2 separate regions of the Homo sapiens genome follow, and region 1 is linked to region 2. A link is a contact called in ENCODE Hi-C or POLR2A ChIA-PET data. All regions are on one chromosome and are shown on one strand. Each heading gives the region's core, a stretch centred on a gene start or an enhancer-like site at or near the end of the contact. The rest is flanking DNA. Distances are from core to core; before and after follow the strand shown. Region 1 holds the start of LOC101927759 (a long non-coding RNA gene). Region 2 has its middle 7.2 kb from the start of SERPINB9.

Region 1 (5,681 bases), core at 3,014-5,513, 120 kb after region 2:
CTTTGTCATCATATCCTCCTCTTTTCCCTTTTCCTCCTCCTCCTTGTCATCACTACTGAGGACAGCACTGCTGGCTGTGCCCAGGGGCCCTTCTTCCTCAACGCCCCCAGCACCACCCAAAGTCCCCCTCTGTGGAATCGGAGCACTGAGTGTGTTGGCCTCAGGGACACTGAAGGAAGCCGCCCGCCCGTCCTCTCAGCCTTGGAGTCTGTTCAACCATTATCATTCAAACCACCTTCCATCAAAGGTTTGAATACAATGAGCAGCTGCTCCTGCATTCCTCCAGGACACAGGTTCACCAGCTGGGTGTCTGTCAAAGACAATGAGCCTCCGAGTTGGTCCAAACTTGACTCTCCTTGAAGGTCTTCTCTGGCCATCCTCAAAATCCACAGGATGAAATGTGTTCGATGAGGACAACTCACTCGTGTCGCGGCGTTTGGATGGGCTGCGGCGTGGCCGCTTCTGCCGTAGAGACGGAGCCTTCCTGTGGTTCGCGCACTTCCTTCCTGAAGCCTCATATTTCCCATTCCGTTGATACTTGGCCACCTCAACCTGCAACGTGCAGTTTCCAGTGTCATCTTCATCCAAATGCATGAATGCAAGATCCACAGCTTCCCTCTTCCAATGATCGCACAGCCTGTCTCCTTTAAGATGTCCTTGGTTATCTCTGTAAAACTTGACCTTAAGTTCTTCTGTCTGGGGATCGCTCATAATAATGCCAAATGGACAGGCGTGTGAATGCCTCCACGGTAACGACCAGAGGCAAACCGGCACATACACGTTTGTATTTCTCCTTCTTCAGCATGAAGCCTTCCTTTTTCTCCCCTCTTTGTGGGATCAGTGGGTTTGGGGTTTTTCTTGGTGGCAGAGCAGCGCCGTCACCGAGCAGCCGTCGCTGGCCTGATATGCAGCGGTGAAGTCTTCACTGGTTTCTCTTCTGCTCCTGTGTGCTTGCAGAAACCGGGCTGGCTCTTGATTGGGATTGTAGGCTGCAGAGGCTGGGGAAGGGCAGACAGCCTCGGGAGACACGCCGGAAAGGGCGGCTCCCTCGTGCTCCTCAGTGACTCAGGGTTTTGGCCACATAGCTCCCCTCCTCCACCCTCGCTCAGCAGGCTGCATCCGGGGCGGGGCTGGCAGGCAAAGAGGCTGTGTCACAGCCCTTCAGAGCCTCAAGCTGGGGTCCCTAGGGTTTCTGGACCTCAGATCACTGTGAGGCAGGAGGTCCTCCACCCTCCCTCCGGCAACTCTGAAGTATGGGAAGGTGCGTTCTCGAACTGCCGAGGGGCCTGTTCCTGTGTGGGTTGAGAGGATGGGAAGTTGCTGAAATCCAACCTCTCTGAGAGCCGGTGCTGTCACCTTGGCCTGAGTATGCTGAAGACATTAATTCCGGTTCCCAAGCAAAACTGTTAGCAATTCGAGGGCTGGGCTCTTGCCTATGTCTCATCTCCTGTTAGTACCGGGCACCCTGATACATTTTCTGCCGGTTTTTAAGAATTTTTTTTTGAGACGGAGTTTCACTCTTGTTGCCCAGGCTGGAGTGCAATGGCGCGATCTCGGCTCACCTCGACTTCCACCTCCCTGGTTCAAGCGATTCTCCTGCCTCAGCCTCCCGAGTAGCTGGAATTACAGGCATGCGCCACCATGCCCGGCTAATTTTGTATTTTTAGTAGAGACAGGGTTTCTCCATGTTGGTCAGGCTGAACTCACCCGACCTCAGGTGATCTGCCTGCCTTGGCTTCCCAAAGTGCTGGGATTACAGGCATGAGCCACCGCGCCCGGCCGGTTTTTAAGATCTTATTGCTGAAAAACTTAAAATAAAAAATAAATTCAGTATCAGCAGGGCAGCAGGAATTGCCATTAAAAAAAAAAAAAGAAAATTGGAAATGACTGCAGCCAGGTGTGTGTGATTGGGCCCCGCGACCTTTTTCTTAGGCAAACAGGGCTTTGTGGATGCAGAAAGACTTCTTTGGTTGTGTAGTTTGTCTCAGAGCCTCTCGTGGGTGGAGCCTGGTAAAAAGAGGAAAGAGACTCATGTTGCTCAATGTGAGGAAGCACCAGGAATTTTGGAGAAGTTCCCAGCAGCTCAGGAGAGTGGCTGGTGCCTTGTCCCAGGGGAGAGGGAAATAAGCACAGGCCTATTTCTTTCTCAAGACGGAAAAACCGAGCCCCAGAAAATGGCGATAAGATGGGGATGCAGGAAAAAGCTAGCTAATGAACAGTTCAGCAGTGGGCACCGTGTGGGAACCTCTCCTAAGCCGCCCTCCCTCTGATGGATGCATGCTCAAGTGATTTCGTTGGCCCTTAAAGGAAAGTGTTATTCCATCCTGTAATCCTAGCACTTTAAAAGGAGGCCGAGGTGGGAGGATCACCTGAGGTCAGGAGTTCACGACCAGCCTGGCCAACATGGTGAAACCCCGTCTCTACTAAAAAATACAAAAATTGGCCGGGTGTGGTGGCATATGCCTATAGTCCCAGCTACTTGGGAGGCTGAGGCAGGAGAATCACTTGAACCCGGGAGGTGGAGGTTGCAGTGAGGTGAGATCGTGCCATTGCACTCCAGCCTGGCCACAGAGCGAGACTCCATCTCAAAAAAAAAAAAAAAAAAAGACATCTGCCCAAGGGTCATAGCTGTAGAGGGGCAGATGTGGTTTGAACCCAGGGCGTCTGGTTCCTCTCTGGAAGCAACCAAAGTGCCTGTGATTGGGGTAGTGACAAAGCACTCTGAGCCGCTGCATGGCAGATGCTGTGAAGAGTCATCTTTGCCTGTCCCATATCTATTCCCATTTTTTCTGATTGTAACACCTTGTTTTTTTGTGTGTGGTGGGGGAACCATGCCCTTTCAACCAAGCTATGTGGTGTTCATAAGGGTAGCCCCTCCTCCGACCCCAGGAGTGGCAGTTCACAGCCCTGACTGATCACAGTGTTCCGTGGCCTAGCTGTAACCACCCCAGGGAGTGAGACTGAACTCAGGGGTTCATTGGACCTATCAGGAAAGAGAGACCTTTCTTGTTTCTGGACTTGGAGCTGTGATGAAGTAAGTGGGTCAGGGGCCAACACATAGACAGCGTTGGCCTACAAATGCAGCCCAGGCAGAGGACGGTGCAGCCAAGCCACACAGAGAGACAACTTCCTAGTGACACGCTGTGAACTCCTGCATCCACCCCTGCCTGAACTGGAGCTTTTCCTCTTCAGCTCTTCAGTTATGTGAGGCAAGATGTTGCCTTTTTTGCTTAATGCTGTGAGTTGAGTGTACAGCAGTTACAATCAAAGAATCCTAAATAATGCTGCAAGCATGGTGACTATCTACATGGGAATATGCAGTACTCCAGTGAAGACAAAACATAAATTAATTTTGGAATCTGATGACCATAATCTAAAAACATTCATAGAGGTATATAAAAATTATAACAAAATTTAAAGTAGCATATCTCCTCATGAAGCAGGTTAAGTGTATACACAAAGAAGGAGGAGGAAAAGGTGAGAAAGAATCTGCCCTTGTGGGGAAGTGACAGAGGCAGAAGAGGCTGATGCAGTCCTGCATCCAGGCCCAGCTCTGCCAGCAGCTGAGTACCCCTGAACAAGCTCCCCCACCTCTTCGGGCCTCACTTTCCCCATCTATGAAAGAAAGGGAGTCTAGCTTCCATAGCTGCCCCAGCTGATACGCAAGGTGCCAGTGTGTCCTCAGTCCTGTCAGGAGAAACCTTCCCCACTAGAATCCCAGGAGGAGCTTGAAATCCTGTCTGGGATCCTGACGGCCCAGGTGCTGACCCTGCCTCGGGTTGTGTCTGCTAAGAAGTCTGATTTCTGCTCATCTCTCCCCATTTCTTTCTTCCCATAAAGTGGGCTGATGCGCTGGAACGTCGATGCAGCCAGTGATGTGTTTGATGAGAATGTATTGAGAGTAAAGCTGCCCAGAATCCAAGTGTGTGTCATCTGAACTCTTGAATCATGGATGGAAGGTATGTCCTCTGTTGATGTCTCGCAGCCTGAGCTGACAATCTGTAAGAAGGTTTTGTTATCTTCATGTTACAGATGGTGAACCGAAACTTACAGAGCTCAAGTCACTTGACCAGGCTCCACCCCTACAAGAGGCAGCACGCAAACTAAAAACCAGGCGGCCTTTTCCAAAGCTTGTGCTCTGCTCCACTGCTGGAAGGAACCCTTCGGGGAATTGAAGCAGCACTGAACAAAGGCCATTTTTAAGAAGCGACACCAGAAACCTAAGGCGGGGTCCCCGGCTCAACAAGGATCTCATGTTTTGTGGGTCAGAGATTCTTGTGTCGTGTCTGGGTGAGGTCAAAAACCATGCAGAGACTTTCACTTCCTGTTCTGTGGCAGACAAGACATCTGAAAAGCTCTCCTGCAGCAACACTTCTAGATGCCAAGTAAATCACAGCAAGTGCACTTTTAAATGTGTTACTAAGATCATAAAAATGAAGGAAAATGCCCAAGCATATCCCCAACCCCTCACCCCACAACCACCACCACCACAATAAACAAGTTGCTGACAGTGGATTGGCAAGCGAGAGTGGAACCTTAGGCTGCGTTGGCATCAAATACTAATAACCAAGCAAAAGGGAGCAAGACCAGGCCTGGGGGCTGTGCCATTGAGAGGTGACCGCGTGCTGGCAGTCCTCACAGCCCTCGTTCGCTCTCGGCGCCTGCTCTGCCTGGGCTCCCACTTCGGCGGCACTTGAGGAGCCCTTCAGCCCGCCGCTGCACTGTGGGAGCCCCTTTCTGGGCTGGCCAAGGCCGGAGCCGGCTCCCTCAGCTTGCAGGGAGGTGTGCAGAGAGAGGCGCGAGCGGGAACCGGGGCTGCGCGCGACGCTTGCGGGGCAGCTGGAGTTCCGGGTGGGCGTGGGCTTGGCGGGCCCCGCACTCAGAGCAGCCGGGCGGCCCTGTCGGCCCCGGGCAATAAGGGCTTAGCACCCGGGCCAGCGGCTGCGGAGGATGTACTGGGTCCCCCAGCAGTGCCAGCCCACGGGCGCTGCGCTCGATTTCTCGCCGGGCTTTAGCTGCCTTCCCGCGGGGCAGGGCTCGGGACCTGCAGCCCGCCATGCCTGAGCCTCCCCCACTCTCCGTGAGCTACTGGGCAGCCCAAGCCTCCCCCAAGAGCGCCGCCTCCTGCTCCAGGCGCCCAGTCCCATCAACCACCCAAGGGCTGAGAAGTGCAGGCACAGGGCGCGGGACTGGCAGGCAGCTCCACCTGGGTGAAGCCAGCTGGGCTCCTGAGTGTGGTGGGGACGTGGAGAACCTTTATGTCTAGCTCAGGGATTGTAAACACACCAATTGGCACTCTGTATCTACCTCAAAGTTTGTAAACACACCAATCAGCACCCTGTGTCTAGCTCAGGGTTTGTGAATGCACCAATCCACACTCTGTATCTAGCTATTCTGGTGGGGCCTTGGAGAACCTTTATGTCTAGCTCAGGGATTGTAAACGCACCAATCAGCACCCTGTCAAAACAGACCACTTGGCTCTACCAATCAGCAGGATGTGGGTGGGGCCAGATAAGAGTATAAAAGCAGGCTGCCCTAGCCAGCAATAGCAACGAAGTCGGATTTGTTTCCATGCTGTGACGGTTTTGTTTTTTTGCTTATTGTAATAGCTTTTGCTGTTGTACTCTTTTCTGGTCTACACTGCGTTTATGAGTTGTAACAGTCGTCACAAAGGCCTGCAG
Region 2 (5,525 bases), core at 2,323-4,822:
AGTACGTGTGTCGAGGTTGTGTGTGTGCTCGAGTACGTGTGTCGAGGTGTGTGCTCGAGTACGTGTGTCGAGGTTGTGTGTGTGTGTGCTCGAGTACGTGTCGAGGTTGTGTGTGTGTGCTCGAGTACGTGTGTCGAGGTTGTGTGTGTGTGCTCGAGTACGTGTGTCGAGGTGTGTGTGTGCTCAAGTACGTGTCGAGGTTGTGTGTGTGTGCTCGAGTACGTGTGTCGAGGTGTGTGTGTGTGCTCGAGTACGTGTGTCAAGGTTGTGTGTGTGTGTGCTCGAGTACGTGTGTCGAGGTTGTGTGTGTGTGTGCGCTCGAGTACGTGTGTCGAGGTTGTGTGTGTGTGTGTGTGTGTGCTCGAGTACGTATGTCGGGAGGGGGATAAGAAGAACACAGCAGCAGGAGATGAGCCTTGAAACGTATGTTGAGGTCAAATCGAAAAGGCCTGTATGCAAACCTTTGAAGCCCAGAGCTGACTCCCTTCCATGATCACCTGGTTTCAGCTATAATGGGCTTGGCACTAGCCTCCCATCCTCTGCCCATCTTCTTGTTCTCAAATAATCTTGGTTCTACAGAAGAGGATGTAGAGAGGAGAAGGGGCTAGGCAACGAGAAAGGTGGCAGGTGGCCCCCTGTGTCCCCAGTATTCTCCAATTATAATAGTCAAAGATCAGGCCAATGTTCAAAAATGATTCCTGGGATCGCTGGTGCTTATCCACCCAAAGGGCCCAGAATCTGCCCCAGTGGGATATAAGCCGAGAGCAGGCAACCTCCACAGGAGAGTCCCCGGCAGCAGTGATGACTGGGATGTATTTGAATCTTACAGAAGAACCCTTGGAATCCAGCCAGTCAGCAGCTCACTGATCTCAGATAACATCATCCTGCATGCTACCTGGTGTGGTGAAAAGCAAGAGAGATCAGATTGTTACTGTGTCTGTGTAGAAAGAAGTAGACATAGGAGACTCCATTCTGTGCTGTACTAAGAAAAATTCTTCTGCCTTGAGATGTTGTTGATCTATGACCTTACCCCCAACCCCGTGCTCTCTGAAACATGTGCTGTGTCAGACTCAGGGTTAAATGGATTAAGGGCTGTGCAGGATGTGCTTTGTTAAACAGATGCTTGAAGGCAGCATGCTCCTTAAGAGTCATCACCACTCCCTCATCTCAAGTATCCAGGGACACAAACACTGCGGAAGGCCGCAGGGACCTCTGCCTAGGAAAGCCAGGTATTATCCAAGGTTTCTCCCCATGGGATAGTCTGAAATATGGCTTCATGGGAAGGGAAAGACCTGACCGTCCCCCAGCCCGACACCCGTAAAGGGTCTGTGCTGAGGAGGATTAGTAAAAGAGGAAGGAATGCCTCTTGCAGTTGAGACAAGAGGAAAGCATCTGTCTCCTGCCCGTCCCTGGGCAATGGAATGTCTCGGTATAAAACCCGATTGTACGTTCCGTCTACTGAGATAGGGAAAAACTACCTTAGGGCTGGAGGTGGGACATGCGGGCAGCAATACTGCTTTGTAAAGCATTGAGATGTTTATGTGGATGCGTATCTAAAGCACAGCACTTGATTCTTTACCTTGTCTATGATGCAAAGACCTTTGTTCACGTGTTTGTCTGCTGACCCTCTCCCCACTATTGTCTTGTGACCCTGACACATCCTCCTCTCTCAGAAACACCCAGGAATGATCAATAAATACAAAGGGAACTCAGAAGCCGGCGGGATCCTCCATATGCTGAATGCTGGTCCCCTGGGTGCCCTTATTTCTTTCTCTATACTTTGTCTCCGTGTCTTTTTCTTTTCCAAGTCTCTCGTTCCACCTAACGAGAAACACCCACAGGTGTGGAGGGGCGACCCACCCCTTCAACCTGGTAGAATTTGTTTGAGCCTCATGTATTGCATTATGGAAGGGTTTTTCTGGACTGTGAGTACACGTTTAAGTAAATAAAAGCTACTCACATTTAAAGCCTCAGTTTAATGAACAGATTTTTTATTTACAAAAACTATTCTGTCAGTAATGGGGGTTTATGAGACAGAGGGAGGTTTCAGGCTGTGCTTGGAGAGAGTGCTTAAAAGGCAGTTAAGATGGTAGTGTAGAAGCTAAAGGGGGATTGTGAAGCCAGGCAGTAGCAGGGATGACTCAGAAAGGGGGCGAATGTAAGAGGCCTTGAGAGGAAACCAGTCCAGCACCCAGAGGTGAGATGGGGGAGGAGGCCCTGATGGCTGAGCCTTGTGCTGCATGCTGGAAGACGGGGTTTAAGGAGGAGACGCAGATTTGGGCGCAGGAGAATGGACATATTGAAATTGACATCAGAAGAGGGTTATCAAAAAATAAACAAGGGAGATGTAATTTAGAAGCAATATTAAAGATTAAAATTAGACCAGGCCCAGTGGCTCACACCTGTAATCCTAACACTTTGGGAGGCCAAGGCAGGTGGATCACTTGAGGTCAGGAGTTCAAGACCAGCCTGGCCAATATGGTGAAACCCCATGTCTACTAAAAATACAAAAATTAGCCAGGCGTGGTGGCATGCGCCTGTAATCCCAGCTACTCAGGAGGCTGAGGCAGGAGAATGGCTTGAACCCAGGAAATGGAGGTTGCAGTGAGCCAAGATCGCACCACTGCACTCCAGCCTGGGCAACAGACTGAGATTCTGTCTCAAAAAAAAAATAATAAATAAAAATTATAATTACACAAGTGCAATTCTAAGTACATGTGATGGCAGCAGAATTGTGTGTATTCTCTACTCTTCTGTAGTTCCTCTTTTATTTTCCTTTTCATTGATTCTGAGTACTACTTACTAAAACGTGTTTTTTTCTCCAAAGTCTGTCAGCGATTCTAAGATATATTCACTTCAATGGGAAGTGACTGGAAGTCTTGGTGAACGTCGTTATCTTTGTTTAAACAAAGTGCCTGGTAATATTAAACAGCAATGCCAACTTCGAACATTGCCCTCTTACTTCCCCTAAAGAGGGACCTCCAAATGAATCTCTACACAAAAAATTAGGTAGGGTCCTATAACGAAATGCTTTAATTGTCTAGCGCAGGGTTTCTCAACTGACGTATTGCTGATGTGTGAAGCCAGATCATTCTTTGCACTGGGTGCTGTCCTGTGCAGTGCAGGACATTCAGCAGCATCCCTGGCCTCCACCCCCTCCATGCCAGGCACACCTACCCCTCAATGATGATAACCAAAAATGTCTCCAGACATTGCCAAATGTCCTCCAGGCCGGGGCACAGTTGCCCCCTAGGTGAGAACCATGGGTCTGGCAGATTTATTCATGCTAGGAAGCCTTGATAACAGGAGGAAAACAGAACAGAAAAAAAAAAAAAATGAGTCTTCAGGTTTAAATCTAACCTGGCCCCAGGGAACACAAGAAAGAGCAGACATAAAACTGAAAATGTTTCACCAGTAATTTTACAGAAGTTCTCCAGGTAACACTGTGATTTAAATGTCAAGCCACAGTGAAAATTAAGGTTGTTCCTCTATCACCGGCCCTTCCACCAGAAGCTGGAAGAAACAGCTGCAGGGGGATCTTCAGCTGAGGTCTGTGGATGCAGTTCGAGAGGTCAGCCAGACACCACTAATGTGACTTGCACAACATTGCACAGGTGGTAACACGCCGAGACACTTCCCCAGATCATCAAAGAAACCTGAGACTCAGAAAGGTTAAGGACTGCTTCCCTAAAGCAGTGCCCACTACCTCATTTGTACATATGGTTCCCATCATCCATTTTGGGGCAGTCAGAATATATTTGCCCTCTAAGCTCCAGAAGATATACATTCTCATTTGTGTTTTTTTCTTTTTTCACGTATTCATTATCATCCACTAAAAATAACCCATTTTATGGAAGGTTCATTTACAGCTGCAATTCTATTTTAAACACATTTAGCAAAAGTTTAAAACAAAAAATTGAAATTGTCTTTTTGTGGAATAGAATTGTAGCTTTACCTTATCAAAGATGCAATTTTGCTGTGATTTATGGATGCTTTTGTCTAGAGAAAATAACTTCATCACTTGATTTCTCCCACAAACACTACAGGAGATTCCCCATCCTGCACAGTTCACCTTTCTATCCATTTCTGCCATGTGCTATCATGAGGTCCTTCCTGCCACCTACAGGCCACCCCAGCTTTTACCGGCTGATGTGAAGGTATGAAAAGGCCCCTCTGTGGAAGCACAGGAGAAAAACATGCCATCATTCTCCCCATGTGATAGGTACATTTCCACCTGTCCCTATGAGCACCATGGCCATGGCAGAGGAGATGCTCAGGGGCAAGAAAAACATATTTCATGAGTTGCTCTCATCACCCTCCTCCTTAATAAACTGCTGGCAAAAGTGCCATCTGGGCAGGGCGCAGTGGCTCACGTCTGTAATCCCAGCACTTTGGGAGGCTGAGGCGGGTGGATCACTTGAGGTCAGGAGTTCGAGACCAGCCTGGCCAACATGGTGAAATCCTGTCTCTACTAAAAATACAAAAAATTAGCCAGGCGTGGTGGCACACACCTGTAATCCCAGCTACTCAGGACGCTAAGGCAGGAGAATCACTTGAATCCAGGAGGTGCAGGTTGCAGTGAGCCGAGATTGCACCACTGCACTCCAGCCTGGGTGAAAGAGTGAGACTGTCTCCAAAAAAAAAAAAAAAAAAAAAAAAAAAGTGCCATCTGCACCTGAATTCATCCACCAGGGAAGGTCTGGATCAGAAGCACATCAACCAAGCCCTCTATGGCCACCTAGTCGTCAGTCCCCAGTCAGTGAACACTGGGGTGTAGCCAGCAGAATAATGCCCCTTGCCAAAGATGTCTTACCTCCTAATCCCCAAAACCAGTGACTGTCTTACATGGCAAAAGAGATTTTGCCGATGTGGTCCCTCTAGTTAAGAATCTTGAGATGGGAGACGTGCTGGTTATCTGGTATTATGTTCATTTTAAATGTTATTGTAATCAGGTTCTTCTGGCCTGTGTGCTCAGATCAAAGCCAGGTTTCCCAATGACCCGGTAGCCAATTTGCAATGCTTAAATATGGTTTATTGCCAGAGACTCACACATACCCAATCAATCGAGCAAACATTCACAATACAATTATTTTTTTCATTGTTTCTTTTCCTGTGAGTGATGGGAATGACATGATACAATTACTAAAGGCAGTAATGAGCGGAATGGCAAACCCAGGCTGTGGCTGAGGAGGCCAGCACAGCAGACACTCCTCTCACACAGAGCCTCTGGGCAGCCCGTCTCACCGGGAGGAGGCACTTTTTTTTTTCTATTATAAGTTTTAGGGTACATGTGCACAACATGCAGGTTAGTTACATATGTATACATGTGCCATGTTGGTGTGCTGCACCCAGTAACTCGTCATTTAACATTAAGTATATCTCCTAATGCTATCCCTCCCCCCTCCCCCCACCCCACAACAGTCCCCAGAGTGTGATGTCTCCTACAGGCAGGAATTCTCAAGGTGCCTCTGACAGTGTCAGTTCCTTGCTGGTTTTATGGTTTTCCCCAGGTGTGTCCGTCATCA

Evidence for each region. Hi-C counts contacts between places; a loop is a spot of excess contacts on that map. ChIA-PET counts read pairs that join two places held with the same protein, here RNA polymerase II (POLR2A). Pooled maps may share reads with other maps.
Region 1: a loop to region 2 is called in a pooled map, with 2.0 times the contacts of the local background. The contact joins two enhancer-like sites. A Hi-C loop is called at or near these places in 1 of 50 pooled maps. POLR2A ChIA-PET finds 5 or more read pairs at or near these places in 3 of 52 experiments (HEK293, K562 and activated CD4-positive, alpha-beta T cell).

The regions. Positions count from the first base shown.
Region 1 is chr6:3,022,913-3,028,593 of GRCh38, forward strand. LOC101927759 (a long non-coding RNA gene) reads left to right here and starts at 1,151. Exons shown (of 3, transcript NR_152848.1): 1 at 1,151-1,261; 2 at 3,841-3,959; 3 at 4,033-4,522. It also overlaps the pseudogene HTATSF1P2. RefSeq lists enhancers at 325-1,524, 2,968-3,077, 4,046-4,205 and a silencer at 2,563-2,857. Within about 2 kb of position 4,264, at least 11 of the 41 ENCODE cell types and tissues checked have a DNase peak (open chromatin) inside an H3K27ac peak, as active enhancers do.
Region 2 is chr6:2,907,764-2,913,288 of GRCh38, forward strand. No RefSeq gene overlaps it. Among named protein-coding and RNA genes, the nearest start is that of SERPINB9, 7.2 kb to the left of the region's middle. RefSeq lists enhancers at 1-833, 834-1,667 and a silencer at 692-986. Within about 2 kb of position 3,573, at least 3 of the 41 ENCODE cell types and tissues checked have a DNase peak (open chromatin) inside an H3K27ac peak, as active enhancers do.